Linked DNA regions of Homo sapiens: region 1 is linked to region 2. A link is a loop called in an ENCODE intact Hi-C map of the cell type or tissue named here. Cell type or tissue: B cell. All regions are shown on one strand. Links, peaks and the distances in the headings refer to the core of each region. The heading gives the core; the rest is flanking DNA. Region 1 holds the start of PCGF1 (polycomb group ring finger 1). Region 2 overlaps M1AP (meiosis 1 associated protein).

Region 1 (15,761 bases), core at 10,762-15,761, 80 kb after region 2:
TTGCTCAGCTGGTTTTCCTCAGTAGCCTCCTAACTAGTAATGTGAACTTTTTCAGACACATGGACTCTCTTACTTAAAAACTCTTCTTCAGCCAGGCGTGGTGGCTTGTGCCTGTAATCTCAGCACTTTGGGAGGCTGAGATGGGAGGATCACATGAGGTCAGGAGTTTGAGACCAGCCTGGGCAACATAGGAGAGACCCTGTCTCTACAAAAACAAAAAATTAGCCAGGTGTGGTGGCATATGCCTGTAGTCTCAGCTACTGAAGAGACTGAGGTAGGAGGATCATTTAAGCCTGGGAGGTTGAGGCTGCAACGGGCCATGATCACGCCACTTCACTCCAGCCTGGGCAAGAGAGTGAGACCCTGTCTCAAATAAACAAACAACAACAACAAAAAAAACCCCACAACTCTTCCTCTACAGCTACTCTTTACCTTAAAGACAGTTCCTTTCCTCAGTACTCCAGCCTCTCATGACCTTACCTATACCTACCTCTCCAGCTTTATCTCCTGCCATTCTGCCACGTCATTTCATTCCCTCCACCCATACCAGATGGCTTGCAGTTCCCCAAATATGCTATATTATTAACTTACGTGCCATGCTGTTGCCACAGTCTAAAACATACTCCCTGCCCCGTCTCCACTCGGCTAATTCCTACTCAAATTTCAAATACTAGCCCAAGGGTCCTCATCGTTTTCTCTTACATCACTCACATCCTCACCACCTAAAGCCTGGATTAGGTATCCTCCTCTTTGTTTCCACAGTACCATATACAAACACCTATCATGCTTATCAAGTCTGCTTACCTGTTGGTCTCTCCCACCAGACTTGAAGCTCCTTGATGGCAGAGACTGTATTTCATTTACTTATCCTCAATGTTTAATAAAGTGCATAGCACCTAGAAGTTATCTATGTCTTTTGAATAAAGTTCCCAAAGGGACACTTCTGCCTTTTCAGCATTCTACCTGTACTACTATCCCTTCCCATTTCCCAAATGGCAGATTCTACCTTCCACTCTTCTGCCTCCAGCTGCCCCTGGGTTTACCCGTCCTCCACTCAGTGCAGAAGAAGCTGCCCTGCGTCGGGCCCTGGAACACACGGATGGTGACCACAGTTCTCTGATCCAGGTGTATGAAGCCTTTATACAAAGTGAGTTCTGCATCCTTTTATAGAATCCCAGATTTTCCAAAGAGGGGAAATTTTATGCAGCCAGCTGACAGATCTCTATGCTCAGAAAGAGGAGGCCCTTTGGCTAAGGGTTGGGTTATTTCAGGGGTCTCAAGGACTTTAGTTTAGCTGGTCCCTTTCCTCTCCTAGGTGGAGCAGATGAGGCTTGGTGCCAGGCTCGAGGTCTGAATTGGGCAGCATTGTGCCAAGCCCATAAACTTCGGGGAGAACTCCTAGAACTCATGCAACGAATTGAACTTCCCTTGTCCCTACCAGCCTTTGGCTCTGAGCAGAATCGCAGAGACCTTCAGAAAGCACTGGTGTCAGGATACTTTCTCAAGGTTAGAGGAAAGGGTGGGGGTGAGGGTGATCAAAGGAGCAAAAGGCAAAGAGAACAAATATTGGTAAGCCACTTTGAAATCAGGGTCCAGGTGGCCATTCAAAAGATTCTTTAGAACCAGAAAGGACTTTTCCCTTGAGGATTTGAGGTACAAGGGGCTATGGTAAATGCCATGAGGTATAGTAGAGACCAGACAACACCTAGAGGTAATGCTTTACTTTTCATGCTCTCATCACCCTTACTCTTTCTCAATCCCCTTTTATTTTTTTCTACTGCCTGCCTCTTCCCTTTTATTTATTCCGTCAATATTTCTGCCTTTCAATAAGGTGGCCAGAGACACAGACGGGACTGGAAATTACCTTCTCCTAACCCATAAGCATGTGGCCCAGCTCTCCTCATACTGCTGCTACCGAAGCCGCAGAGCTCCTGCCAGACCCCCACCATGGGTGCTCTACCACAATTTCACCATATCCAAAGACAACTGCCTTTCCATTGTTTCTGAGATTCAACCACAGATGTGAGTTCCCTGACATCCCTCCTATACTGCCTATTCCTCTCCCTGGGGCCAAAATTATGGCTGGGGAGTTAGAGAGACAGAGGAAGGGATCTTAGTGGTTAGTAAAAACATGATCTGAGGAGACAGGATTTGTGGAAGGGCTGGTGAGAAGTTTAAAAGTCTGCATTATAAGAGAAGATGCACTTTTGGAGACCTAGGCAGGAGGAGTCCTTGAGGCTAGGAGTTTGAAACCACCCTGTAGTCCCAGCTACTTGGGAGATTGAGGTGGGAGGATTACTTGAGTCTAAGGCTAAGGATTACGGGAGTCTAAGGCTACAGTGAGTTATGATCATGCCACTGAACTCCAGCCCAGGTAACAGAGCGAGACCCTGTCTCTAAAAAGAGAGAGACAGAGAGAGAGAAGATGCAGATCATCTAATTATGACTCTCTCTATTAGGCTGGTGGAATTGGCCCCTCCATACTTCCTGAGTAACTTGCCTCCCAGTGAGAGCAGAGACCTTCTGAACCAGCTAAGGGAAGGAATGGCAGATTCTACAGCAGGGAGCAAATCATCCTCAGCCCAGGAGTTCAGAGATCCCTGTGTCCTGCAGTGACCTGCCTGCCTATGGAATGGAGCTGGGTTCATCTCATCACATTAGATTATCCCTCAGGGTGACACCAAAGCACCCAGACAGATTTAGAAGCCCAAAGTTTAGGGTCAAATGTAAACCCTGGAACCTGAGTCCCAAGAAATGGTAGACTGGGAATGGAAAGAATGGGGTAAACCACAGTCTACATAGGGAAGGACTCTTTCCTTAGCCTTCTCTTATTGATTGGAGAGGGACTGACATGCTCCTCATTCTCTTAACTTTGCCAAACCCATTCTTGTACTCCCTTGTGATCTATAAAAGATTTTTCTATGATGCCAAGTTTTAGTTTGGTCCTGCAGTGCCATATACAACATCCATAAATCAGTGATGATATTACAGTAAATAACCAGGGCCAGCTCCTCCAACTATATAGTCTCTAGCCTCTTCCCATCTCCAATCAGGCCTTCATGCTATGATCGACATAGTTGTCACTAGCACAGACATGAGTTGTCTGGCTACAGTTGGTCTCTAGCCTGGCCTCTCTTCCCTCTGTCACAGTGCACCAGCCTCCAGGGGACAAAGGATGGGGGTGCTAGAGGAATCAGACAAATTCTTCCCTTTCTTCCTCATACAGCTTAAATCCAATTCCTTTTTAAACCTTAAGGCTAATGCAACCATCCCCTAACTAGACTTTCTATTAACAAGCTTCCCAGCAGCCCAGACACACCCACAAGGGGAAGTCTTTCTAACAACTTCAGAGACATCATGCTTTCCTTTCTTTCTTCCTAGGTTCTCCTTCCTTCCCTTCCCCTTTTGTGCCCTCGGAATTTTTTTTTTTTTTTTTTTTTAGACGGAGTCTCGCTCTGTCACCCAGGCTGGAGTGCAGCGGTGCAATCTCAGCTCACTGCAACCTCCACCTCCCGGGTTCAAGCGATCCTCCTGCCTCAGCCTCCTGAGTAACTGGGACTACAGGCATGTGCCACCATGCCTGGCTAATTTTTGTATTTTTAGTCAAGACAGGGTTTCACCGTGTTAGCCAGGATGGTCTCGATCTCCTGACCTTGTGATCCTCCCGCCTCGGCCCAAAGTGCTGGGATTACAGGCGTGAGCCACCGTGCCCTGCCTGCCCTTGGACTATTGACTTAGGTATTCTCCATCATCTTGCACATTGCAAAGGTGGTTGTCGAATTTGGTGGAAAGGTTTAGTCCTTAGAACTCTGCTTTTCTCCTCAAGAGTTCCCTCCCTCAGAGATTCTATCTGTTCTCATTCATTCTATCTAGGTCCACCTCTATGTGGATGTCAGCTGATCTCCCTCAAAGGCACTTCTCCAGGATTTATTCTCTCTAGGTATAACATTTAGTTTTGCCTATACAGTTAATTTTGCTCCAGTCTTCCCAATTTCCCTTTCATCATCCACAGCACCATTGATTTCCTGATGCTGCACATTTCCAGTCTTGGAATTACCTTTGATTCTTCTTAAGCTTGTCACTTCCAAATTATTTTCCAAATTCTCTTCACCCTAACTCCACTGGGCCCATTAACTTTGTCCACTGTTTCCTCCTCTCCCTTCTCTGTCCCTATGTGACACCGGAGCCAGATTTTCTCTTTCGTTGGGTGTGTAAGTATCCGACTCGCCTCCTGCCCGGGCGTGTTGCCGGAGGATGTGGCCAGCAGGCTGAACACACATGACAACGTGAGGCTCAAAGTCAGGAAGGAATCCTTAGCGATTATTTTACAGTTGAGGGATGAGATGCCCGGGGTGGACAACCCTCTGGTTTCGGTCACAATCAGCCAGCCTCTCGCGCTCCAGCACCCCCTCTATTGCTTCGCCGTGGTCGGTGTCTTCTTTCCTTCACACCTTTGGTACAGACCCAGCCGGCACCGCGCGCAACGCCGCTAGAGCCCCTCAGAGCCCCAGCTCCCGACCACCCGCCGGAGAATTTCGAGTCCCTCAGGAAAGCAGCTCCCATTGGCCAGCCCGGCCCCCTCCCCGCACCTCATTGGCTACTGTCCTGCAGGTCCCGCCCTCTCGGCGCCTCAGGTTCCAGCGAGGGCGTAACGGCAGTGAAGTGAAAAATGGCGGGAAAGGCCGCCTCTGAGCTGGCCGTGCATCTGCGCAACGCTGGCTTGGGAGCCGGCCGGTGGTGGAGGAGCCCTCGACGACAGCCTCAAGGCCTGCCGCTCCTCACGCGCCCGGCTGCCACTAGACCATGGACGCAGGCAGCCGCGCGCTCCACCGCTCCGGGCCCGGCGCTCCACGCCGATCGGACGGGCGTCGCTCACACCACCGAGGCGAGCCCGGACACTGAAGCCACTTTGTTGTCCTCGGCCCAGGGCTGCAGGTTCTGCAGCGCGAAGAGCGACGAGTTGTGCAGGCAGAGAGGGTCCGGGGGCAGCGGCGGCCGCAGCGGCCGTGGCAACGCGTCCTGCTGCAGATGCAGGAGCAGCCGGCCCGCGCGGTGCCGCTCGGCCTCGCGCTCCTCCGCCGTCTGGCGCCTAAGGGAGGGAGACGCGGGGTCAGCGGGGCGCCCGCCGCGTCGCTTCTCACCAGGCCCTGCTCGGGAACCCCAGTCCGCCCTCGCCCGCGCCGCGCCTCACCGCCACTTGGTGCGTCGGTTCTGGAACCACGTTTTGACCTGTGCGTCGGTCATGCGCAAGGCCTTGGCCAGCGCCGCCCTCTCCGCAGAGGCCAGGTACTTCTGGCGCAGGAAGCGCCGCTCCAACTCCAGCACCTGTGAGCGGGAGAAGGACGTGCGCGGCTTCTTCCGCTTCGGAGGGGTCCGGTTTTGGTAGGGGTGGCCTATGCGGCGCGTCCCAGAGAAGGGCGAGAGCGCAGCTACCGGGAGGAAGAAAGACCAGGGCAGGATTTGCAGGGTGGCCCGAGGTGCCACTGAGAAGGCCGCGCGGCTGTCCAGGCCGCAGAACTCCCGCGCCCTGTCCTTACCCGGGCCCTAAGCATCAGCCGAGCCCTATAGCCAAGAAAGGCCCTTCCCCTGGGATGCGAGGGAGACGTCCCCTGTAACTTCACCCTCCCCTCCCCACGCGTGGACAGTGGGACTACAGAGGAGGGCGCGGGCACCGACGGCAGCTCCCTCCCCATCACCTCTCGGAGGCAGGACCCAGAGATTTGAGTTGGGGGAGGATCCCCTGGGAGGATCTAGTGGGAGGTGTGAAAGGGGTCCTTGAGTTGGAGCAGAAAGCTAAGAAATGAGGAGACGGGGTCAGAGTCGGGCGTGACGCTGGAGGGGTCAGACAACCTCACCCGTGAGCCGGTCCTTGGCAAAGCGGCGGCCGCTGTCCATCCAGGGGAAGGTGAGTCCCGCTAGGCCTCCGGCGCCGCCCAAACCCGAGGGCCCAGGCACTGCAGGCGCCCCCCCAGCGGGCGGCGGCACAGGCAGCGGGCGGTGCGCAGGGACGCGGATCACGCCGCCTGGGCCCACTCCGGAGCTGCCGGGCAGCGGGGCAAGTGAGCCGGCGGGACCGTAGCCCGAGGCTCCGTGGTATCCACCCGAGAACGCCCCATTCTCCCCATGACCCTGGCCCCCGCGACCCAGGCCTAGACCGCCCCCTGGGGTTTCGGGGCCGCTCAGGATCTGATCGATGCCGAAGCTGATTGGCTCGTGGTGTGGGAGGTTGTGTGGACCCAGCATCCCCGGCTCCATCGGTCTGGGCCGAGGAGAACCGCCGGAGGTTCGGTGGTTGGGGAGGATGCCTCAGGCAGCGCCAGAAGCCCAGCGGCGGCGCGCTCCGGAGAGTGGCCTCAGGGGCCCGCGGGGCTGGCCAAGGCAGGGCGCCGGGGTCCCCGAAACAGCAGCATCCCTGTGCACCCGGAGCAGCCGCGCCCGTGCCAGCCGCTGCCGGGCGTCAGCGCAGGGACTTGCATCCCGGGGGAGCACGGCCAGCTGGGGCCCCTGGAGCTTCCTTGCTGGCTCTTAAGCGCAAATAGACGCTGGGCTGCCGGCGCCGCTGCCCAAGTCCCGGGTGGAGAGGGTTGGCCAGCTCCGGCTGGGGCAGTGACTGACGGATCGGCCCGGGTGGGTAGTGGGGGCTGGGGGTAGGGCAGGGGCGGGGCCCAGCAGTTAAAGGGGAAGGGACGCCTGTTTGCGCCAAGCGCAGGGGGAAGGCTGGCTGGCGGAGATGTGCGGGGAGGGGGACAGGGGGCCAGGGTGTTAGGAGCCAGGCTCAGCGCGGGAGGGGCCCGAGCATGGGCCGCTGAGTCAGCGGAGATGCTCACCGCGCCTCCATCCTTGCTGGCCTCCGCCTTTGGGCGGCCTCCGCCTTTGGGCTGCCTCCGCCTCACCGGCTTCCTCCGCAGGTGCCTCCTCCCCCAGCCCCCACTCTTCGCCTCTCGATGGATCCTTCTGGCCAACTCCCGGATTCGTTGTGGTCCCCGCCTAAATGCTCTCGAAGACCAAATCTCGTTGTGGTTTCCCGGCTGCGTAAGAAGCGGCTGGGGAACGGCGCCCGGTGAGCTGCAGGCCCAGGAAGAGAACAGGTGTGGGAAGGGGACGGCAGGGGCTAAGGGCGGGGAACGGCCGCTTTGGGCTGGCGATCGTGGTGCGCCTTCTGGCCTCTCCTGTAGGTCCCCCCAGCCCTGTTCATGCGCACCGGTAATTGGTGTCCTGTGTTTCCTAGAATTTCGATTTTCCAAAATCCGTGTAAAACGGACCATGGCTCAACCCGGGCCAAATCAGGCCGGCGGGTTCTTGGGGCTGGCACTTACCCCCGGACCCCAAGTGCAGGGAGTCCTCAATGCAGGACTCTGCCCCTCCATTCTGTGCCTAGGAAGTCTGTTCTCACACTCTTCCTCCTCAACGGCGGGAGGGCGAAATCTCGCCACGGGGGACACGTGGGACCTCACTGAGGCCTTGGTTGGATCCTGGCCGCCTTGTTTCCCATAAACATTTTACCCCACCCAAACTCAAAAAATGGCCTGGAGCTGTCAGAGAAGGGAGGTGGGGAAAGACCTAAGCCGCTTGGTGACCTTGTGACCTCTGGCCATGAATCCAGGAGCCGGGAGTGCGTGAACTCTGCGTCCTTCCCGGGGATGGGACCCCCGCGGGCGGGCCCCTGAGCCTTAGACCCGCCCCCGCCGCCGCCCTGCCCGGTGCAGGCCGCGGTAATCGGGTTAGCTGGGCCGGAATTACATTACCTTCCCCGGCCCGCCCCGGCCCCCGGGGGGGCCCTGGCGCCTCTGAGCCGGTGAGACTGGGCTCAGAGAGGGGGGCGCTTCTACCATCCTGCGGTGGCGGTGGCGGGTGGGCACCAACGAGCAGCTCAGCCTACCTCTGACACGTGGTGGCCAAAGGACCTTACCCTGCTGTGCCAGCCCTCTACCCTCGTCCCGAGCCCACCCCGCTGTTCAGCTCCATCCTGCTGGTTCCCGTGTGAACCGAAATGCTTTGTAAGTCTACTAGCTGGATCTCCCTGGGAGCACTGATCTTCAAACTGATTCTCCAGGATCCCCTGGGAAAGACTCTGCCCCCTCCTTTCTCCCCAGCAGATGGGCTGGCAGCCTGGCGCCTGGGGCAGGGTGAAGGGGTCTTTTCTCCCCTGGGAACCAGGAATGATATTTGGGCATCTGGGCAGAAAGATAAAGAAGAGAAAGAAGGGTGAGCTCTGTCCACCAGCCCTTCAGTGTTCTCTGAAGCCTTATATCTAGAGGAGGTGAACCATAAATGGGACAGAGGGCAGTGGGAGGAATAGTGGGCATTAATATGTGTCAACCTGCCAGGCGCGGTGGCTCACGCCTGTAATACCAGCACTTTGGGAGGCCGAGGCGGGTGGATCACGAGGTCAGGAGATTGAGACCATCCTGGCTAACACGGTGAAACCCATCTCTACTAAAAATACAAAAATTAGCTGGGCGTGGTGGCGGGTGCCTGTAGTCCCAGCTACTTGGGAGGCTGAGGCAGGAGAATGGCATGAACCCGGGAGGTGGAGCTTGCAGTGAGCCGAGATCGCGCCACTGCACTCCAGCCTGGGCAACACAGCAAGACTCTGTCTGAAAAAAAAAAAAAAGTGTCAACCTCCCCCACCTTGACCACTCTACTATCCAATTTGTCCAGCCCCTCCTCAGCCCTGCTAACAGCCCGTTCTGAAAGAGGGTGGGGGCTCCTACCAATTTAGCAGATGTATTTTCATCTTGATGGAGAAGACAGACATTATCACCTCCCGTCTCTTTACAGAAACCCATGCACTTTTCTCAGCAGTAGAGAGGGCTACAAGGAAGCATGAACCTGTTTAGTCCAAATCTTCAGGCCGGGAGCAGTGGCTCATGCCTGTAATCCCACCACTTTGGAATGCCAAGAGGGGACGGATCACCTGATGTCAGGAGTTCAAGACCAGCCTGGCCAACATGGTGAAACCCCGTCTCTATTAAAAATACAAAAAAATTAGCTGGGCATGTTGGCAGGTGCCTGTAATCTCAGCTACTGGGGAGGCTGAGGCAGGAGAATCACTTGAACCAGGGAGGCAGAGGTTTCAGTGAGCGGAGATCACCACTGCATTCCAGTCTGGGGAAACAGAGCAAGACTCCATCTCAAAAAAAACAAACAAACAAACAACAACAAAAAAAACTTCCTTGGTACCAAGGGCTGGATTCCTCCAGATGGGAGCAGGAAACCTAGGGAGACAGCAAAGAAATATAATCTCTGAAGAGGGCTGGTGTGCAGGTTAGGAGTTTGCTAGTCCCATTCTCTGCTCTGAAGGTTGAGTCTGGGGGCAGGGGGGCAGGGTAACCAGTGTGTCTCCAGCCAACCTAAATAAATCCTCCTTGAATGAATCAGTGAGTGAATCAACAAATGAAAAAAAGGCAACATCATGCAGACCCGTACACCCCTGCCGTTTGAGTTCAGCACAGATGGTACTGCCACCCAGGGACTGTCCAACTAATCCTTTAAGGAGAATGGTCACAAACTCAGTAGTTCATACAAGTGTTCTGGAGAGTTTTTAAAATATTTTAGTGCCCCACTTCAAGAACAGATGGCATCCAGTTACGTCACCCAGACCACAGTCCTAGGACTTTCTCTTTTTTTAAGAGACAGAGTCTCGCTATGATGCCCAGGCTGGCTGGCTGGCCTCAAACTCCTGGGCTCAGACAATCCTCCCACTTTGACCCCCTGAGTATCTAGAGTTACAGGTGTGCACCACCACCCCAACCTGGCTTGAAATGTCCTTTCTTGCCTCCTTGTCTCTGATTCACGGGGAAAGGATGGTTCCTGCTGGTTTATATTCAAGATTGGCTAGGCGCGGTGGCTCATGCCTGTAATCCTAGCACTTTGGGAGGCCTAGGTGGGTGGATCACGAGGTCAGCAGATTGAGACCATCCTGGCTGACACGGTGAAACCCCGTGTCTACTAAAACTACAAAAAATTAGCCGGGCTTGGTGGCGGGCACCCGTAGTCCCAGCTACTCGGGATGCTGAGGCAGGAGAATGGCGTGAACCCGGGAGGCGGAGCTGGCAGTGAGCCGAGATCGCGCCACTGCACTCTAGCCTGGGTGACAAAGCGAGACTCCATCTCAAAAAAAAAAAAAAAAAAAAAAGACGAAGATAGAGGTGCTGGAATGAGTGCCCCCTCATACACACTGCTTTGGATCTGTCTCACCATGTCCTGTGTGTCCGTGGCTCTCATCAACTTAGTCTTTCCTACCCCTCAGCTGTCTCAGATCTTTATCATCTGGACAAAATCTTTGCCTGAGTCTTCAAGAGAGATCATGCTTTTCCTTTCCTTTTTACTTCATGCCTACTGCCTCCATTTCATCATGATTTATTCTTGTTTTAACTCAGTGCAAGCTGCCTTCATTATAGTAACCCTTTCTCAGAGAGCTCCAGTGTTCAGTATCCCTCCTCCAGGACTTCCCTGGCATGTTTTACTTTGTTGGTCATCAATTATTTTTTGAAGTGTCCCTTCTTTTTGCTTCTGTAATATCTTATTCCACATCTTTGGACTTTCGTAGTCACTGCTTATGTTTTTCCTCCACTGATTTTCCTTCTTCCACTGAAGACTGTGAGGATTCTTCAGAGCTCAGACTTAAGCTTTCTTTTTTCTTTTCTTTTTTTTTTTTTTTTAAGACATGGGATCTCACTCTGTCGCTCAGGCTGGAGTGCAGTAGCATTATCACGGTTCACTGCTGCCTCAACCTCCCAGGCTCGAGCAATCTTCCTAACTCAGCCTCCCAAGTAGCTGGGACTACAGGTATGCGCCACCATGCCAGGCTAATTTTTGTACTTTTTGTAGTGACGGAGTCCCACCATGTTGCCCAGGCTGGTCTCCAACTCCTGGGCTCAAGTATCCACCTGCCTCAGCCTCCCAAAGTGCTGGAATTACAGGCATTAGCCACTGCACCAGGCCTTAAGCTTTCTTTATCTCTTCATCTGCTCAAGTTTCACCCATTCCAAAAGTCCCAACTCTCATATCCAGCCAGATAACTCTGAGACCTCCATCCCTTGTTCTGACACTCCAGCCCCACCGCTCACTCTCCTAGCCTTCTGACAAGCTCCCCCTGCTTCCCTGCAGCCACCTTAAGTCCAGCAGGCTGGAGGACATGCTTCCCTCCAAAGCTCTTCATTCACCCTCTTACCCAGGCCTACCAAGCCAGGTTCCTGGCTACTTCCTCCTATTATACTTTCCTTTGAACTGTTTCAGATACAGCCCTTCCTTTCCATTGCCATTGCTAAAACCCTAATCGAGGCTGTCATCACCACCACTTGGATTCATTCATGTATTCATCCAGAAAAGTTTTATTGAACACCAACTATGCACCTGGCACTGGAGCTATATCTGTGAACACAACAGAGGAAAAAAAATCCTTGCCACTGAGAAGCTTATAGTCTAGTGGAAAAGGCAGATGAAAAACTAGGAAATATGTTTTCTAGAAAATATTTTCTGAAAATAACTAGAAAATATAATATATATTAGAAATGTATATTAAATAATAATAAATGATAGAATGCTAATAAGTGCTAACCAGAAAAAAAAGAGCAAGGAAGTGAAAGGGTGGGTGAGTTGTTATTCATCTAGAGTGATTACAGCAGCCTCATGAGTAAAGACCTGAAAGAAGGAGGGAGCCATTTTGGATACCTAAGCATTTCAAGTTGGGGACACAGTGGAAGGATATCCTGGTGTATCTGAAGAGACTATGCAGGCCCTTGCACACCACTCTGAGACTTTGACTTTCATTCTGATTGAAAAGGGAAGCTCTCAACAGGTTTTAAACGTAAAAAAGGAACAACCTAATTTTTCAACTTTATTTTTAATAGCTTTCTTGAAGTATAATGGACATATAAACTGCAAATATTTGAAGTGTACAATTTGATAAGTTTTGACATATGTATATACCCATGATACCATCATCACCATAAAAATAATAAACATATCCACATCTCAAAAATTGTCCTTTGTCCTTTGTGTTTCATGTTTTATCAGAATCACTAGCTCTGAGAAACAGCACTCAACTGTGATGTTGAGAACAGGCGAAGGGGGACTCAAGGAAAACAGTCAAGAGGCCACTACAGAGGACAGATGATAGTGGCTCGGACCAGGGAAGTAGGTAAACAGGGGCTGTAACGAATAATTGATTAATCACTAATCTCATAACTTCTTGCTGCATATTCACTTCAATTCACTCTGAAGAGAAATGAACAAAAATGTCGCTTTCACAGGATAACCTCCCTTCAAAAAAGTCCGCTAGCTCCCAATTGCCCTCAGGCTAAAAATCGCAACTCTTTATGGCCCTGCTTTTTCTATTACCACTCTCAAATCTACATCTTGACCTTCCTGTCCTCTGGTCATTCCCCTCCACGTCCTTTCTATTTCACCACACTTCCACCCCCTCCCCCAAGTCTAAATTGTGCCCAAAGTCCCACTTTCTCCAGAAAGCCTTTTTTGAGGTCTCCATTGGAATCTCTCCCTTCTCGTATCTCCAGTTGCATTTGATGTTAATACCTCATAGCAAATTTATCCCTTTTTAAGTACCCAGAGCCGGCGGTGTAGAGCTCTCGAGCGAGCACCCCGCGTAGTCCCCAAGTGCGGGACTGGGCCTATGCTACTACAGGCGCTCGCTGCCTAAGCCTGTCTGTGTGTGGCAGTGTCCTAGTCGTCCTCCCCTCCTCCTTCGGCATCTGCTCTGCATTAGTCTGTCCCAGGCCTCCGCAGGCGCCGATGATTAAATCATCATCATTAACCAGGGCCTGCCCCCCCCATCCCCGGCAGCAGGGGGGAGAATGGGGGAATAAGATCACTACCAAGTCCCTGGGGGTCTCTCACTCCCCATCCCCCGGCACCCTCTCCGAGACTCTGCAAAGCCCAAGAAACTCCCTCCGTGAAGCCGGGAGAAGACCCGCCATCTGGACGAAGCTCCGCTACGCGGACGCCGACAGGGCGGCATTACGAGGAGAGGACCCAGGAGGGGCTTCTTCAGCAGGGTCGTCGTCACAGAAGACCGACGACCCTGAGCGGGTAGCGGGCACAGACTGCCAGGCCTTTGGGGGTAGGAGGGGGCAGTCTTTCGCAGGCTCCGAAAGTTAGTCTTGAGGTCGCGTAGGGCCTATTATGATGATTTCTACAGGAGGTTGAAGAGATAAGACCCTTCCCTGTGCTCCCCCCCCCCCACTCCTTAATTACGGATTGAGCAGGGGAGGGGCCGGTGGGGCTCAGGTGAGCACACAGGGAGAAAGGGACGTGGGCGGGGCCTTACAGAGGGTGAGCGAATCCGAAAAGACCTAGAACCTCGTTGCTGGGAGACAAGTCCCGCCCTGCAGGCGGCACCGGAAGTGGCCGGCTGGGATCAGCCTTTAAGATGGCGTCTCCTCAGGGGGGCCAGATTGCGATCGCGATGAGGCTTCGGAACCAGCTCCAGTCAGTGTACAAGATGGACCCGCTACGGAACGAGGTGCAAGGGCGGCAGGGTTACTGCTGTGGTCGGCCAGCGGTGCGAATTGGGGCGGGCTAAAGGACGGGCGGTGGCTGGCCGGGCGCCCAGTGCGCCTGCGCAGAGACAGAGTGCCCAGTGCGCCTGCGTGGTTGCGATCGGGTTGCCAAACTCCGGTTAGGACGCCTGCGCGTTGTGTCGCCGACGTTGTGTAGTCTCCCCTGGGAAAGGAGGGTCAGGCGAGTCCACGTGAGGGAAGCCCCCGCTGTGCGCGGAGCCCTCTGCTGGGCGGAGGGGGAGTGCCAGCCCCCAGGAGCTAATCCCCGGCTGATGGCGCAGGGCGCGGGGCTTGGCCGTCTAGTGTGATGAAGGAGGCGACCCCCAAGGTGGGAAGGCGCACGGGTTGGGGTTTGAGGGTGGATGATTGGTGACGGAGGGTGTATCTTCAGGAGGAGGTTCGAGTGAAGATCAAAGACTTGAATGAACACATTGTTTGCTGCCTATGCGCCGGCTACTTCGTGGATGCCACCACCATCACAGAGTGTCTTCATACTTGTGAGTGCCTTGGAGACTGCCTAGTTCTTCCAGTCCCTAGTCTTCACCAAGCTGACTGCCAGCTTCTGTGCGGCCTGCCTCACGCATCCAGGCACCCCACCCAGCCCATGAATCCAGTTTCCAGAGGGCCTGAGAATCTGCTTTTCTTTTCCTGCAGTCTGCAAGAGTTGTATTGTGAAGTACCTCCAAACTAGCAAGTACTGCCCCATGTGCAACATTAAGATCCACGAGACACAGCCACTGCTCAACCTCAAACTGGACCGGGTCATGCAGGACATCGTGTATAAGCTGGTGCCTGGCTTGCAAGACAGTGAGTCACCAACCTGACTTTGAGGGGCCTCTTGAGGACTAATTGCTGAGTGGCAGCTTGAGGTGACGGGTTTGGTAGGACTCACGTAGGCAGAAGGCCAAAGATGAGGGAAGGACAAAAAGTGAGGAAGGGCTAATACTTTATTCTTTTTTTTCTTTTTTTGAGACGGAGTCTTGCCCAGGCTGGAGTGCAGTGGCGCAATCTCAGCTCACTGCAAGCTCCACCTCCTGGATTCATGCCATTCTCCTGCCTCAGCCTCCTGAGTAGCTGGGACTACAGGCGCCCACCACCATGCCCAGCTAATTTTTTATATTTTTTAGTAGAGACGGGGTTTCACCATGTTAGCCAGGATGGCCTCAATCTCCTGACTTCATGATCTGCCCACCTCTGCCTCCCAAAGTGCTGGGATTACAGGCGTGAGCCACCGCGCCCGGCCCCGAAGGGCTAATACTTTATTCTCATACTTCACCTTCTTCTAGGTGAAGAGAAACGGATTCGGGAATTCTACCAGTCCCGAGGTTTGGACCGGGTCACCCAGCCCACTGGGGAAGGTATGTCCTTGGCCGCGGGACAGTAAAGACCCCAGAGCATTCTTCTTGCCCAGTTTTGCTCTCTGGGGAAAGAGGAGTATGGAATGTGTGCCACCAGCCACCTCACTACCCTATCTTTCTCAGAGCCAGCACTGAGCAACCTCGGCCTCCCCTTCAGCAGCTTTGACCACTCTAAAGCCCACTACTATCGCTATGATGAGCAGTTGAACCTGTGCCTGGAGCGGCTGAGGTGAGGAGAAGGTCAGGGGTTGCAGGAGGTGACAGTGCCAATGACCCAGAGCCAGGGAGGGTCTAGGGGAGAGGCTGAGCAGTGAGTGAGTGCCTATCCCCTTGAAGAGAGTATATCATGGCTCTGGGTGGGGAAGAGGAGGAAAGATAGGATTCCCTAACCTGTGTCTATTTCCCCCCAGTTCTGGCAAAGACAAGAATAAAAGCGTCCTGCAGGTGAGAAGGGCTGAGGGGAGGGCCTCTCTAAGGAGACTCACCTCCCATGGTCCTTCCCTCACACACCTTGCCCTCTTCCCTCCCCTCCCTGCTCCCAGAACAAGTATGTCCGATGTTCTGTTAGAGCTGAGGTACGCCATCTCCGGAGGGTCCTGTGTCACCGCTTGATGCTAAACCCTCAGCATGTGAGTAGTCCCACAGTAGGTTTCTTGAGGGGGAGAAGGGGCTAAGAAAGGAGGGACAGAGTCTAGGGTGGACCAGGGTAGTTTTTGACCTGCCAGAAAGTTCCTAAAATTATGCCCCCATCTCCCTCCTAGGTGCAGCTCCTTTTTGACAATGAAGTTCTCCCTGATCACATGACAATGAAGCAGATATGGCTCTCCCGCTGGTTCGGCAAGGTAAGCCAGGCCACCCTCCCTGGGATCACACCCCCTTC
Region 2 (16,230 bases), core at 6,007-11,006:
GTCTCTCTCTTATAGACAGCATATAGCTGGGTCTTGCTTTATGTCTATTCTGATCATCTCTGGCTTTTATTTAGAATGTAGAGTCCATTAACATTTACCATACATATTCATATAGTTGGACTCAGGTCTACCATTTTATTTTCTGTTTGTCCTGTTTTTCATCTTTCTTCCTTGCTTTCCTGCTTTCTTTTGGATTATTTAAATATTTTTCAATTTCATGTTAATTTATCTATTGTCATTTAGCCATTCATCTTTGCATTTTTTCTGGTTTCTCTATGGATTACAGTATATATACCTAACTTTTTACAGTCTACTTAGAGTCAATATAATACCATTTAATATAAAATGTAGAAACTTCAGGATTACAATATTCACATAAAATGCAAAGACCTTGTGGGAATTAAAATGTATTTTAAAAACTCTTTTACAGCCTACTCAGAATTAATATATATAGTACCATTTCATGTAAAATATAGAAAACTTGCTATTAAGTCCATTTACTGCTCCCATTCACATACACTATCTTTCATGTTATAATTGTCATGTGTATTACATCTACATAAACTCCACAAGAAAAGTGTTGAAATCTTTGCTTTTAGCCTACAATCCCAGCACCTTGAGAGGCCAAGACAGGCAGATCACTTGAGCTCAGGAGTTCAAGAGCAGCCTGGGCAACATGATGAAACCCCATCTCTACAAAAAATACAAAAATTAGCCTGGCATGGTAGTGTGCACCTATAATCCCCGCTACTCGGGAGGCTGAGACAGGAGGATCACTTGAGCCTGGAAGGTCAAGGCTGCAGTGAGCCATGATCATGCCACTGCACTCCAGCCTGGGTGACAGAGTGAGACCCTGTCTCAAAAAAAAAATTGTTTTTGCCTTTAAGCAAACATGTATTTTAAAAAACTTAAGAGGGCCAGCCATGGTGGCTTATACCTGTAATCCCAGCACTGTGGGAGGCCAAGTGGGGAGGATTGCTTGAGCTCAGGAGTTTGAGACCAGCCTGGGCAGCATAGTGAGACTTCATCTACAAAAAAATCAAAAAATTAGCCAGGTGTGGTGGTGCACACCTGTAGTCCCAGCTACTTGGAAGGCTAAGGTGGGAGGATTGCTTGATGTTGTTCCACTGTCTTCTGGCCTTTCATGGTTTCTGATCAAAAGTTACAGTCTCTAACTCATTTTTCCCTGTATGTAAAGGATCATTTTTTCTAGCAATTTCAAGAAATTTATCTTATGTTTATTATTCAGCATCTTGACAATGATGTGTTTAGGTGTGAATTTCTTCTAATTCATCCTATTTGGGATTCCCTGAACCTCGTGAATCTGAAAATTGATTATCTTTTTTATTTTGAGATAGGGTCTCACTGTGTCACTCAGGCTGGAGTGCTGTAGCGTGATCACAATTCACCGCAGCCTCTCTACCTCCTGGGCTCAGATGATCCTCCCACTTTCGTCTCCCAAGTAGCTGGGACCACAGGCTCGTGCTACCACACCCAGCTAATTTTTGTAATTTTTTTTGTAGAGATGAAGTTTCACCATGTTGCCCAGGCTGGTCTCAAACTCCTGGGCTCAGGCAGTCCTCCCATCTTGGCCTCTGAAAATGCCAGGATTACAGGCATGAGTCACCATGCCCAGCCTGTAAATTTACATCTTAACCCAACTTGGGAAATTTTCTGCCATTTTTTTTAAATATTTTTTCGGCCTCATTCTTTCTCTCTATCTTTCTAGGACTTCAATTACCCAAATGTTAAATCTTTTTAAATTGTTCTGCACAGCCCAAGACTCTGTGACTTTTTGCTTGGTTGGTTGGTATTGTCCTATCTTTTCATTTTTTATGAACATATTTTCTATTCCTCATTGAGCAAATTCTAATTATGCCACTTCAAAATCCTTGCCTGATAAATCCAACATCTCTGTCATCTTGGGGTTTGCATCTGTTGACTTATATTTTCCTTTGAGACTGAGTCATAGTTTTCTGTCTCAGTGTGCCAAAACATTTGGGTTGTATTTTGTGAACATTGTGTTATAAAGACTCTGGATTCTATTATATTGCTCTGAAAAGTGTTGATTTTTCAGAAAATTAACTTTGTTAAACTCAAACTGCAACCTGTTGTGCCTGCAGTGAGCAGGGACTCAGATCTTAGTCTCAATCTTTAAGCCTAAACTATAAGCTGCTTTCAGTTCACCCCATATGTGTATAGTGCAAGGTCCAATCAGCTATTTACCTAGACTGAGTTTAAACACATAATTTAGGGCGCTCCGGCTCTGGCTCTCTCCTTTCATGGATTTCTTCCTCACTCTCTGGAGGTCCTGGTTGCCCCAGACTCCTTACCCTGGCAATGCTAGTGAAAGACAAAGGCTTTTCTTTCCAATTTTTAGCTGCCTTCACACTATTGTGACTGCAGCCACTCTTAGAAAGTGCAAAAACTGGGGAACTCATTCCTTGCTGGTTTACTTGGTTACTCCAAGTTTCAACTCCTCTCCAAAGTCTGTCTACTTTTGTTCATTCTGCAGAGCCTTCAGGTAGTTGATTTTTAAATATTGTTCAGGCCAGGCATGGTGGCTCACACCTGTAATCCCAGCTCTTTGGAAGGCTGAGGCAGGCAGATCACTTGAGGCCAGGAGTTCAAGACCAGCCTGGCAAACATGGTGAAACCTTGTCTCTACTAAAAATACAAAGCTTAGCCAGATGCAGTGGTGCACACCTGTAGTCCCAGCTACTCAGGAGGCTGAGGCATGAAAATCACTTGAGTCTGGAAGGTAGAAGTTGCACTGAGCCAAGATTGCACCACTGTACTCCAGCCTGAGTGACAGAATGAGACTCTGTCTCAAAAAATAAATAAATAAATGAATAAAATATTGTTCAGAGTTTATAGCTGTTTTTTACAAGAAAATCAGTTTGTTGGGTACTGGAACCTAACCAGACTGGAATTCCCTTATTTACTCTTTTTCAATTTGGTTCTTTCTTTTTACCTCCTTTTCTGCCTTCTCTTCAGCTCAATAAGCTCACGTTCTCCATCATATCTCTCACTCTCTCTCTTTAGGAGATTTTTGCTTAAAAGAAGTTCTTCTGATTAAATCTCACCTTTTCTCTCCTCATTCCCCATCCCCTAACACGTTTGACAGCACTGCTTTACTTGGCAAATGACTTGTGTTGCCACTACCCAATCTGGGGACAATCTGGCCACTTTCTATCTGAAATCAGCCCCATCATATACCCAGCACTAGAGCATTAGTTAGTACAGTGCAAGAATTGATTGGGACACAGCTATATACATATTCAAGGTCCAGAAATAGGCACGAATATAGATATTAATTTAGCATAGGATAAAGGAGACATCTCAAATCACTAAGGCAAAGATGAACTTGCTCAAAAAGTAATGCTGGGACAACTGGTTTAGCCATCTGGAAAAGATTCCAAATGGACCAGGGATCCAAATGTAAATAATAATATTAAAAGTATTAAAAGAAAACATTGGTGAATTTCTTTACAATCTCAGCATAGATAAAGGTCATCTAACTATGACTCAAAATCCAGGTACAATAAAGAAAGATTTATTTATTTAACTATATGAAAATAAAAATCTTTGGCATGGCAAAAAGTACCATAAACAATGTCAAAAGACAACTGAAAAACCAGGAGAAAGTATTTGCAATTTATGCCATGGGAGAAAAAAAAGACTAATATCTCTAATATATAAAGAACACTTTAAAACTGAGGAGTAAGAAAAAGACCAAAAACACTAGAGAAAAATGGAAAAAAGTCATAAACACATAATTCAAAAAAAGATTTTTAAATGGTCCTTAAACATGTGAAAATATGTTCAACCTCACCCATAATTAGAGAAATGATAATTAAGACTATACCAAAATATTATTTCCTACCTATTATTAGATTGGCAAAAGTTAAAAAGTATGACACCAATAGAAGTGGCATGTGTTTATTTTTAAACACAAAATTACCTATGTGTTTTACTTCTATCCCTAGAAGTCACCAGCCCCACTTCTAGGAATCTAATACCCTGAAGATACACCCCCAGATCTACAAAAATGCATGTATATACACAGAGTCGGTTGCAAAGCTATTATACAGTCTATCTAGGATTTTTTTAAGAATATGTCTTAGGTCTGGGCTCAGTGACTTATGCCTGTAATCCCAGCACTTTGGGAGGCCGAGGTGGGTGGATCACTTAGGTCAGTAGTTCGAGACCAGCCTGGCCAACATAGTGAAACCCCTTCTCTACTGAAAAAAAATAAAATAAAATAAAATAAAAAGTTAGCCAGGCGTGGTGGTGGGCGCCTGTAATCCCAGCTACTCAGAAGGCTGAGGCAGGACAATCACTTGAACCTGGGAGATGTAGGTTGCAGTGAGTTGAGATCACACCACTGCACTCCATCCTAGAGGACAGAGTGAGACTCTGTCTCAAAAAAATAAAAGAGTATGTCTTAGGACTTTCTTTGATTTGAGCGTCTTCTTTAGCTTTTCCTTACTCTACTTAGCTCCCCCAAGTAAGTCTTTTCTTTCATGGCTCCACTTACATTTATTTTCACCTCAAGGCAGCTCTTTCTTTCAGTTCCCTTAGGTGTAAGGAGTCAAAACTGCTTGGTGTGGTTCTTGGGTCATGTCAAAAGATTTAACGCCTTCCTAACTCTGCTTTCTTCTTAATTCAAACTTCTCCTAAATAACCCATTCCCCTGCTCCCTCCCCCACCACAGTGCCTATGACAATATTTCTTCCCAGCTTTTCAATTTTGCATTGCAATTTACATTAAATGCTTTTTGGTTTATAGAATATATGTATTAGTCCCTGTAGAAAAAGAAGACTTTTAAAATACCTTCTAAGTCTAATGTTTCTCACGTCAAAAAATACTTCAGACTTTGGAATATTTCAATCAATAGTGATCAATCTCTTTTGCATATAAGCTGCATTTTTCCAATAAAATGAAAATGAAGCCATTGAGACCCATAGATAAAATATATTTTCTTACAACTTAGATCTTTATTGAAGAGAAAATTTTCAGCAAAAGAAATGGCACTGGCTTTTAGTGAATAAAATGTTCATATCTACTACATAGACAGCTGGGAGGCGGCTTTATACTCTATCATCCCTTATAGTTGCATGGTGCTTTAAAGTCCACAAATTGCTTTCAGGAGTCAAGTGTCATTATTTCATTTTCAAGTAAACCCTTAGCCTAGGTATCACTATCATTCCCACTTTACAAATGGAGAAATTGAGCTTAAAGAGATGAAGTGACTGGCCTAAGGTCACAGAGAAAGTAAGCACCAGGCTGGCTAGTTTCTTCTGTTCAATATAACGTTTACTGAGCCCCTGTTGTATGTAAACACTGCGCTAGTGCTGTGGGTACAGAGGTAGATAAGGTGCTACAACTGGTGCCAGAGGCAGGTATACCCTGCCTTAACCAGGGCCCTTCTCTCCCGTACCTGCAATAACTTCTCTCTGGACTGTCTAGGGCAGAGCAAGTCACTCAGTTCAAAGTGGGATTGGCAATCCGGGAACACTTCCGTGGCTCCAGAGGTGAGGGGTGCAGTGCAGCTTCTCTCATAGGGCAGTCCCCACTTCTGCCCTCTTAGAAACACACAAGCCTAAGAAAAAGATTATAAAAAGGCTACTCTCCCAGCCAAAATAATTGCTCTCTAAACTTTTTCTTACCCAATTCATCTGTTTACTAAAGGCTGAAATACTACATTTGAAATTGTAGTATTTGGGACCTATCTTAGAGCTAAGGGAGTCTGCTATGGTCTGAATGTTGTATCCCGCCCCCGCCCCCCCTAAAATTCATCTTTGAAATCTAATCACCAAATAGATAGTATTAGGAGGTGGGGCCTTTGAATGGTGGATTAGGTCATGAGGGAGGGCAGAATCCTCCTGAATGGGATTAGTGCTTTTATAAAATGTTCCCTAAGGAGCTTGTCTGCCCCCTCCACCATATGAGGATACAGTGAGAAGGGGCCATTTATCAACCAAAAACAGGTCCTCCCCAGACATTGAATCTGCCAGCACCTTGATCTTGGACTTCCCAGCCTCCAAAACGGTGAGAAATATATTTCTGTTGCTTATAAGCCACTGGTTTGTGGTATTTTGTGATAGCAGCCCAAATAGAACCCACTATTCCCTAGTCAGAAATTATGTAAATCAAGTTTGTCCAACCTGCTTCCCGCAGGCTGCATGCAGCCCAGGACGGCTTTGAATGCAACCCAACAAAAATTCGTAAACTTTCTTAAAACATTATAAGATTTGTTTTTAAGCTCATCAGCTATCATCAGTGTTGATGCATTTTATGTGTGGCCCAAGACAATTCTTCCAATGTGGCCCAGGGAAGCCAAAAGATTGGACACCCATAATATAAATCATCCATTGTGAACCATTAGTTCTTTAGTTAACAGTCAATTATTTTTTTCAGCCTGCCTTAGACTATATTAGCTTGATGAGGGCAGGTGAATGGACAACTGCTAACAATAGAATTCCCTGGGTAGCTGACCAGAGCTGGGAAAGAGGCATGTCCACTACAGGCTGAAGGATCTCTGCTTGAGCTCTGCTCATGGAACTCCCAGATTCCTCTTCCCTCCTTCCCCACTGCCTGCCAGCACCACACAACAGGAAAGCATAAGCGGTAAAGCTGGGCTGGGACATGTGGCACCTTACACAAGCTGATAGCTTGGGCACACCTTCAAACAAATATTTTTAAAATGCTAATTCAGTAGTTGTTTAGAAGCTAAGAGCTACAAAGAAAAAGAGAAAGAAAAAGGAACTTGCTTTACTCTGCCCCACTCTTGCACAGTTCCTGAGCAATACCAAATTGCAATAATGGAACCCACCCTTCTTCAAAGCAAGTGTAGTGACCCCTGTTGATACATGAGTGTGCCACTTTGGGGGTCTTGTCCTTCACCCCAGCAGCTTATTAGCTAGTCCTCACTTCCTTCCTTATTCTGCTTTAGTCTTCTGGCTAATCCCCCAACACAAAAAGCTCATTCCCATCTCAAGACCTTTGAACTTGCTCATCTCTCTATAAGAAACAATCTTCGCACAAATGTTTTTATGACTCACTTCACGTCATTCAAGTTTCTGCCCAACTGTCAGCTTCTTAAAGAATACTTCCCTGGCCAGCCAAGCTAAAACTTCACATGCATGCACGCGCGCGCGTGCACACACACACGCCCCTTTATTTTTCTTCATAGTATCTATCATCTGAAATTGTATTCTGTTTTATTTGCTTGCTTATTATCTGTTCTCTCACTAGAATGTAAGCCACGAAAGTAGGCAATTTGTCTCTTTTCTTGATGACACCAATAAGTGCCTAGCTCATAAAAGACAGTAAACTAATAAGTGCTTGAATGACTAAATAAATGAATGACTAAGCAAATGAATGAATGACAACAGTTCTCTCTCTCTGAGAAGAGTTCTGGGATATAAATTTTCTCTATCTCATTACAGTTATGGTGATGTTTTGACCCTCTTACAGACTGGGGCTCCAGGAAGATAGTCACCACTAGGTCCATTCCTGCAGTCACCTCTCTGCCCTGAGTTCACATGTTGATAACCACTACCACCACCCCTGCCAACTCTTTTCAAGGGGCTTCTCCTTTTTCCTAGGGTCCAAGCATCACTTCCACAAATGAGGCAAATGAGCTTAGAAAGACAAGCTTGACTGCCTCACCGTTGTAAGCTGTTAGATTATTCTCATGTTGTGTTGATTTAAAGACAATGGTTGGATGATGCTGCACTGCTGTTCCTGACTAAGCTTTATCTGCTGTGATTACTTACCCTGGTTGTTAACATCCTATAGCTATCCTGTATTCAGAGAGTAGACAGCTAATTGTAAACCAACCCAGGCAGGCTAAGATACTGTGACTCTATAGTCTCTGTAGTGGTTCTTGACCTTTTTGGGGTCATAGAGCTCTTTTGAGAATCTGATAAAAGCTAGGGGCTTTCCCCCTTCCCCCACCCCACCAAAATACATCTATGCATGTACAGATGAATTGTATATAATTTCAAGGGGTTCTCAGAATGTCTGAAGCCCATCCATGACACCCAAGTACAGGCCTCATGAATGTCATTCGGAAAGGAACAGGTCAGGCCTAGAGGTTAGGGCCCTGTGAGACGGGGGAAGATGTGGAGGACTGGGCAAGAGCACCTTTTCCTGGGCCTCTACTTTCCTGGGCCTCTATATTTTATGTGAAGAGAGAAATACAGACATTGTATATGCACGTATGTATGTTAAAGTCTCCTATTTTAAACACACTTTAATTTTATAACCCTATTTTAAGGTTTCTTCTGAGAGGGTCTACTTCAGGTATTACCTAATCTTCAGTCATTTGGCTTTCTTAGTTTTTTCCCATTGTGGCCGCAGGAGGGCAGGGTAAGTTCAAAAACAATGTGAATGCTGGCTGCAGCTTGGGCTGCAGTGAACCAGGCCTTCCTCACTGCTTTAACTATCCAAACACTAAGGGCCACCGTTTCACTCCTGTAACCTTTCCATTTCATGCCATTGGTGTGACCCGTTCATCTAGTGCATGGGTACCCTGCTCCCCAGCCAGTGAGGGAGCTGTTTTTCAACGTCTGAGAAGTCTCCTCCCCGATCCCCAGATTTAGCACATTTAGTCGTATTTGTGAAGAACACAATACATACTAGTTGTTGGTGTTCAATGTATGGTAGTCGGGGGTAGAAAGCAGTGACCAAGGGAAAAAAAGCTTTAAAAAAGGAAAACATATGGCCAGGCGTGGTAGCTCACACCTGTAATCCCAGCACTCTGGGAGGCCAAGGCAGGTGGATCACGAGGTCAGGAGATCGAGACCATCCTGGCTAACACGGTGAAGCCCCATCTCTACTAAAAATACAAAAAATTAGCAAAGCATGGCAGCAGGCGCCTGTAGTCCCAGCTACTCGGGAGGCTGAGGCAGGAGAATGGCGTGAACCCGGGAGGTGGAGCTTGCAGTGAGCCGAGATCGCGCCACTGCACTCCAGCCTGGGGGACAGAGCGAGACTCCGTCTCAAAAGAAAAAAGAAAAAAAAAAAAGGAAAATATATTATTATCCTAAAAGAGTTCATTTTGTGGATGAGAGAAAAGGAAGAAAATTATATTTGTTGGACCTACTGGATGCCATTTATAGATAATCATCTCGCTTTGTAGTGCTTTACTAAGAAATATGTTGTACTATTCCACTTCGCCCAAAATCACATAGCTAACAAATTTTTTTTTTTTTTTTGAAATGGAGTTTCGCTCTTGTTGCCCAGGCTAGTGTGCAATGGCGCGATCTCAGTTCACTGCAACCTCCACCTCCCAGGTTCAAGCGATTCTCCTGCCTCAGCCTCCCAAGTAGCTGGGATTACAGGCATGCACCACCACACCTGGCTAATTTTTTGTATTTTTAGTGGAGACCGGGTTTCTCCATGTTGGTCAGGCTGGTCTCAAACTCCCGACTTTAGGTGATCTGCCCGCCTCAGCCTCCCAAAGTGCTGGGATTACAGGCGTGAGCCACCGTGCCCGGCTGCTAACAACTTTTAATTCTCAAGTCAAACCCTGGTCTTTCCATTAAGCCTTTCATAAACTCAGGAAAAGAGAAGAAAATCCTTTAAAAAAAAATAAATCAGCAGTGCGATTAATATTGCCCAAATGAAGCCCACAGATACCCAGGGATGGCAATTAAAGCTAGATAAGGGAGGATATAGTTAAGCATAACTTCTTGGACAAAGTCAGTCCTGAGTTGAATTCTGGAAGAGGTGCAGGCCATGGGCTAACATTAATGAAAGCACTAAGGAAGGAAGGAAGTCATGTGGCAAGGAGACTAACTTAGATGAAGCTCAAGAGTTACAGGAAAAAGTAATGAGAGCTGAGGAGGAGGGAGTCACTGTTCAACTCAGGCATTTGCTAAGCTTCAGCTCTATACAAGGCCCTGATAGGGAGGATAAAAGTGAAAAGAAACAATTCCCACCTTTTAATTTACATTTAAATGGGAGAGATCAAACGTATTCCCAAATAACAATAGTACTAAGGTAAAATGTAATGTGAACTATATTACAAATGTAAACCAAAAGCTATGGGACTATAATAATGGAAGGAATACAATAATGGCAGACTTCATGAAGGAGGTGACATTTGAACTCGGTCTTCAAGGATGGCAATATCTCAACAGGTAGTGATGAGGAGGAAATAGTCTGAGCCATCACAGAGGAAGGGAAGGGTAGGGTACTTGTAGAATAATGAGTAGTACCAAGTGATACAGGATGAGTGAGTGACAACAAGAAGGCAGTGTGTGCTCTTGAGCAAAGGAGGGATCTGATGAAACCATGTTTCAGAAAAAGTAACTGGTAGTAGTAATAATAAGTAATGGAGGGGAAGAAATGGAGTTTGCTAGGACAGTTAAGAAGCTACTGCCATAATCAGGGACAAGGAAATGAATTCCTAGAATGACAAAGAAAATGGAAAAAAAGTTTAGCCTCTAAAATGTTCTGGTTTACACATAAGTCTCTAGTTTGGATAATGTAAGTCTGCCCCCAAGAGGTGCTCACTCCCTTCTGAAACTGCAAAACTGAAAGCTCAAACCCGACACACAGCACCTCTGTGGAGATTATATGAGGACTTTTTCAAGAAATCAGTTCTGCTTCATGGCTCTTCCAAGAACATGTAGGTTAAGAAGTTAGAAAAGAATGTCAGAACATCGATGGGTGACAACAGGGAAGACTGCTGCCTGGCTGGCTGCCAGGAGGACCTAACCACATGACATTTTCCTTCATAGAGAGGCTGTGCTTCAAGCCTGGTTCTTTAGCTTCGCAGGATCAGAAAGTTAATTTTGCCAGCAAAACACGCACCTTCCTAAGCTCAAGACTAAAGGATAAGCCAGAATGTTTTAGAGGGAGAACCATAACCATAATCACAAAAAAGAGCAGAGACTTGACAAACACATCTCTGCAATTGGGACACATCACTGAGTCCACATGCCTTCTCTGAGCTGCACTTAAGATGGGCACTGCCAGCACGCATCGCTGTTCCCCTTCTCTGTGCTGCATTTCTGGCCAACCCTCTCCCCTTCCAATAGACACATTCATTCTTTAGATATGCCAATATAGGCTGGGCAAGGTGGCTCACACCTGCAATCCTAGCATTTTGGGAGGTCAAGGCAGATGGATTACTTGAGCTCAGGAGTTTGAGACCACCCTGAGCAACATGGTAAAACCCCATCTCTACAAAAAATACAAAAATTAGCCAGGTGTGGTGGCTCACACCTGTACTCCCAGCTACTTGGGAGGCCGAGGCAGGAGAGTCACTTGAGCCCAGGAGGTGAAGGTTGCAGAGAGCTGAGATCACACCACTGCACTCCAACATGGGTGACAGAGTGAGACCCCATCTCAAAAAAAATAAAATAAAAAAATAATAATAAAATATATATATATATATATATATATGGCAATAACATCAATAAGGCTACAGCCAAATCTTGCCTTGGACAATAAGCCATTCTGCCTTCTTAGGGTAACTTTTTCATTGGCCTCACCATTCTGGTTGATTTTATAGTTTAACTCTCTGAGGAAACCTTTATTTTCCTTACTTCCAGATTCTTGATGGGACATGGCTTTGCATTGCTCCCTCACATTGCCTGTGGTAGGAGTGTCTCATCATCCACCCTTTCCCTGGGGAGAAGAAAAGAAACACTTACTTCTTTTCCCAAAAATTCTGTTATTTCAACTCAGCAAGTTTATCTTCTCTACTTTTCTTAGCTCCTTTGCTCAATTCTGTTTCTTTTTCTTTTTTTTTTTTTTTTTGCAACTGAGACAGTGTCTCACTATGTTGCCCAGGTGGGTCTTGAACTTTTGGGCTCAAGCTGTCCTCCTGCCTCAGACTTCTAAGTAGCTGGGACTACAGGCATGAGCCACCATGCCTGGCCTCGGTTGCATTGCTTTAGTAGCCGCCACTTTATGCTTTAAGAACTGTTTTGCCTCACTGAAGAGAAGCTGCTGAGTCATTTTCATACTTGTTACTCAAATCAAAGTACAGGCTTCAGGCTTAGAAAAATTAAATTACTCCTTGTTTTGCCTGTGACAAAATAAAATGCACATTATTTTTTTAAAAGATATTTCTCTTTACTTGCAAGGAATGTTTTTTTGGCAATGACTTTATATATATCACAGTAGTACCCTAAAACATAATGAGGCAGATGAGAGTTTGGGGAAAAATGGTCAAGATTCATGTTGCTTTATAAACTCCATAAGGGCACAGAGTGTCAGATATATCTGATGGAATGAATGAAATAACTAACTAGTTAACAATGAATCCTCATAACTATTCATGGAAGATGGCAGAGTTTTTATCATTCTGGCCATAGAGAAATGCATTTGATGCCCCTTTTCAGCTGCAGGATAAGTTGTTAAATATGACATGAAGTCATTTTCACCACAGTTCCCCTGTGTTGGAACAAGTATGTTGGACTGAAGCCCCTTTGTTCCCTGTGGAAAGTCTGCCACCTCTGCAAACTTGTCCTCAGGAATGTCATTCTAGAAATAATCCAGCCTTCTCCCTGGGGTCTATGAGTCATACACAGAAGCTAATTCATTGGAGCAACTGGCTTTTCTTAGGCCCTTTGTAAAAGTATTTCAGAGATCCCTCCTGATGAAGCAAGGAAAGTAGAGTTCCCCCTCAGCTTCTTTCTAGTTCTTCCCTTATTTGCTCTGTGCTTCTTCCACCACCTCATATTTGGCTTTCACTGATGACCTTTACCTGCAGACCCAGGCCCCAATTCCTTAGCTAGTGTTGCCCGAAGCTGGAAGTACACCAGCAAAGCCTCATTACCCCACCTACCCAGCTCCATTCATTCAGATTTGGAATTAAATCACACTCTACCAGACCCTCCCCATCCTTTTTGCTGTTAACCACACTTGTGAGATACAGTATGCCAATGACTGATGCTCCAGGCTTGGTTCTCTACTATAAGGGGATACCCCAAAATTCATCTTTTTTCCTTTTAATTTTTTTAAATTAATTTTTTATAACAAGTAGTAATAGAACACATTTTCACTGTAAAATAACATGAAGCTGAAGTCCCCTTTGTTCAACTAAGTATTTAATTTGCATTGCTGTATAATTTTTGGTGGTTTTTATATTCTAGAATGTTTTGGGGTTGTTTGTTTGTTTGTTTTTACAGTGGATTTCTTTCTCCCATGTTTTATTTTTTATTTATTTTATTTATTTATTTATTTTTCTTTTGAGATGGAGTTGCCCAGGCTGGAATGCAGTGGCCTGATCTTGGTTCACTGTAGCCTCTGTCTCCCAGATTCAAGCAATTCTCGTGCCTCAGCCTTCCACGTAGCTGGAATTACAGGTGCCCGCCACCACACCTGGCTAATTTTTATATTTTTAGTAGAGACAGGATTTCACCATGTTGGCCAGGCTGGTCTTGAACTCCTCAGCTCAAGTGATCCACCCACCTCAGCCTCCCAAGGTGCTGGGATTACAGGTGTGAGCCACCATGCCCCACCTAGAATTTTTTTTAACACAAGAAATGCACAACTCCAATAAAATTCAAACAGTATAGAAGTATGAAGAGTAAAAAGGGAAAGTATCTCAGAACCCTGCCCTATTTCCACTTCCTGTCCACTGTTAACAGTTTGATGATAGCCTTCCAGAGCTTTGTAAAATGCATTTACATATATATATGTAGATAGTTTTATTTTTATATAAATGGGATCATGTTATATCTGTTCTACAGCTTCCTTTATTTACTTACTATCTCCTAGTTTTTCATGTCAGTACATTTAGCTTTGTTAACAAACACGTAATACTCCATAGTTTGAGTGTGTCATAATTTAAATATTCCCTATTGAGGGGATTTGAACTGCTTCCCGTTTGGGGTTTTTATTATTACAGCAATGCTATACCAAACATCTTTGCATATGCCTTTGTGTACTGCTCAAGAATGTCTCTAGGCTAGATGTCTAGAGATACAGTCAATGGATCAAAAAATAGGTGTGGAAGCTGGGCCAGTGACAAGTGCCTATAATCCCAGCTAATCCCAGCTACCTGTGAGGCTGAGACAAGAAGATTGCTTTGAGGCCAAGAGTTAGAGACCAGCCTGAGCAACATAGCGAGACCTCATCTCTAAAAAAAAGTTTTTTAAAAAATTAGTCAGTCGTGGTGGTGAGTGCTTGTAGTCCCAGCTACTCAGGAGGCTGAGGCAGGAAGATTGCTAGAGCCCAGGCATTTGGAGGCTGCAGTGAGCAATGATTGTGCATGTGAATAGCCACTGTACTTTAGCCTGGGTGACATAATGAGACCCCCGTCTCAAAAAAGAAAAGATGGATGTGTTCAAAATTTTATATTACTCAAAATTTACAATCTAAGTGAACACTTTATTTCCCTTTCTTTTGCAGAGAGTTCTATTCTGGGAACTGACATTGACCTTCAGACTATAGACAATGATATCGTCAGCATGGAGATTTTCTTCAAAGCCTGGCTACATAACAGTGGAACAGACCAAGAACAAATCCATCTTCTTCTTTCTTCACAGTGTTTCAGCAACATTTCCAGACCCAGAGATAATCCAAGTACATAATCCCCAAAAGATATTTAGGCTATGATTATTCTTATCTGGGATCAGGACTCTAGATTGGTGGTGAGTCAGTGGAATATAGCATCGTTGAGGTTTAGGGACTGGAAGAGGGTTGGATGAGGCTGTCCAATATAAGCGTGAGGAATAAGAAGAGAAGTTCTAAGAAGCAATCATAGTTAGAAAGCTGAACCTAATTAAGCCCAACCAGCAAGGGCCAGTTAGTTTAGGGGCAAAGTCTGAGACACCTCAATGACAGAGAATTGGCTAGACTACATAAGAACACAGTGGATCACATTTCTCAATATTCTCATTTTTAATGTGGTAAATATAATTGACATTATAGTTTGGAGCATGCTGCTACCTCAACAATATCAATACAGCCTGTGGCGAGAGGAAGAGAACCAAGGTTAAATAAAGATCTTCTCGCTAGGGAGGCAGCAAATGGGGGAAAACTAAAGAACCTACAGAGATACGCCCCAGGGAGGACAACCTGTGCCCAAGACCATGTTCACAAAGCAGTTCAGGCAATTACTGAAACCGAGAGATCAATCCAGTGTTCTGGTCATGCCAAAAATATCCTGGATAATGGATACTGTTCTGCCTGGCAATTATACTTCATTCCAGGTCCCACTAGATGACAGGAATAAGGCCATTTCCATTCTCCCATCTCCTCGGAAGGCTGGCTCAGGCGGGACCTGGGGTGGCTGGGCCTGCAGATAGATGGGCCCATCTATCAGTCTAATCAGCCACACTGAGGTTGGGAAAGCTGGGTCCTCAAAGACCAGCTCCAAAGAGAAATGACCAAAGTATATCTTCTTTAGGGGTGGGAATTTGTACCCATCTTTCTCATTGAACAGAATACTGGTAGTGGTAGTGGCTACAGAGATCATTGAGGGTTGAAGAATGGATTGAACATGACGTTTACCAAAGCCCTTCTCATAAGTTTTGACACGACTCACTGGGGTTACCGCCTCCTTTGAGAGCTCTTTCTTGGCCATTGGCAGTATATTTGAGTTTTTATATATGTTCCTTTTCTTCAGCTGTAATAGAACTCTTTATGACCATTGTTTCTTTAGGACAGGGGAGGGCTTTTTGGAGGTGTTACTACACAGGATTAAGGCTTCCCAAGACCCTTTCTGTCTAGGGATGGCCGTCAAGTCTCTTCCTCTCTCCCCCATTTCAACCTAGTGCCCAGAATGTCTTTGCCAACTTAACTTGATTTTAATCTGTCTTTTCTTTGTGTAAAATATTCTTCCCAGAACCTCCTTTCCACCTCTTTTGTCCAAGGCTGATAGTACCAATTTCTCCCTGTCCTATCCTCTGGACTTCACTTATCTGTTTTCCCTACTTAAGGCAGCTAGCAACTTTATATAGAAGCTAGTGTATAGCTAACATTATTAAGCCCTGCCTCTGTGCCAAGCACTAACTTCATTTCTTGCATTATCCCATTTTATCTTCACATAACACTATGAGGCAGATACTGTTACCATATGTCATTGAATCTAAGATGCTATCAATTGTAAGGTACACCACTATTTTATGTACCAGTAAGAAAGAAAACAGGCTAGGTGCAGTGGCTTACTCCTGTAATGCCAGCATTCTGGGAGGCAAAGGTGGGAGGATCCGTTGAAGCCAGGAATTAATGACAGCCTGTGTAACATAGACCTGT

The links. Hi-C counts contacts between places; a loop is a spot of excess contacts. Peaks named below come from ENCODE experiments on the same cell type or tissue, not always from the same donor. Only the 100,000 strongest peaks of a DNase experiment are listed, where the experiment ranks them.
Region 1: it touches region 2 in a loop (11-fold over the local background); 29 of 110 quality-filtered maps call a loop at or near these places.

The regions. Positions count from the first base shown.
Region 1 is chr2:74,505,301-74,521,061 of GRCh38, reverse strand. PCGF1 (polycomb group ring finger 1) reads left to right here and starts at 13,367. Exons shown (of 9, transcript NM_032673.3): 1 at 13,367-13,486; 2 at 13,915-14,020; 3 at 14,178-14,330; 4 at 14,810-14,881; 5 at 15,005-15,110; 6 at 15,292-15,325; 7 at 15,424-15,510; 8 at 15,643-15,723. The coding sequence starts at 13,394. It overlaps TLX2 (T cell leukemia homeobox 2), which reads right to left and starts at 6,612. Exons shown (of 3, transcript NM_016170.5): 1 at 5,856-6,612; 2 at 5,192-5,429; 3 at 3,914-5,089. The coding sequence starts at 6,255. The coding sequence ends at 4,873. DQX1 (DEAQ-box RNA dependent ATPase 1) reads left to right here. Exons shown (of 12, transcript NM_133637.3): 9 at 1,028-1,147; 10 at 1,316-1,506; 11 at 1,832-2,022; 12 at 2,460-2,931. The coding sequence ends at 2,616. RefSeq lists enhancers at 4,375-4,874, 4,875-5,376, 12,558-12,617, 13,358-13,537, 13,174-14,104 and 1 more and silencers at 5,905-5,974, 6,555-6,654, 7,692-7,751. In B cell, for the core only: a CTCF peak has its summit at 13,776 (motif pointing left); DNase peaks (open chromatin) are centred at 13,361 and 13,621; H3K4me3 peaks cover 1,925 bases; H3K27ac peaks cover 1,431 bases; H3K27me3 peaks cover 1,300 bases.
Region 2 is chr2:74,580,000-74,596,229 of GRCh38, reverse strand. M1AP (meiosis 1 associated protein) reads left to right here. Exons shown (of 11, transcript NM_001321739.2): 5 at 14,383-14,556. Among named protein-coding and RNA genes, the nearest start is that of DOK1, 33 kb to the right of the region's middle. In B cell, for the core only: a CTCF peak has its summit at 8,370 (motif pointing right); DNase peaks (open chromatin) are centred at 8,389 and 10,629.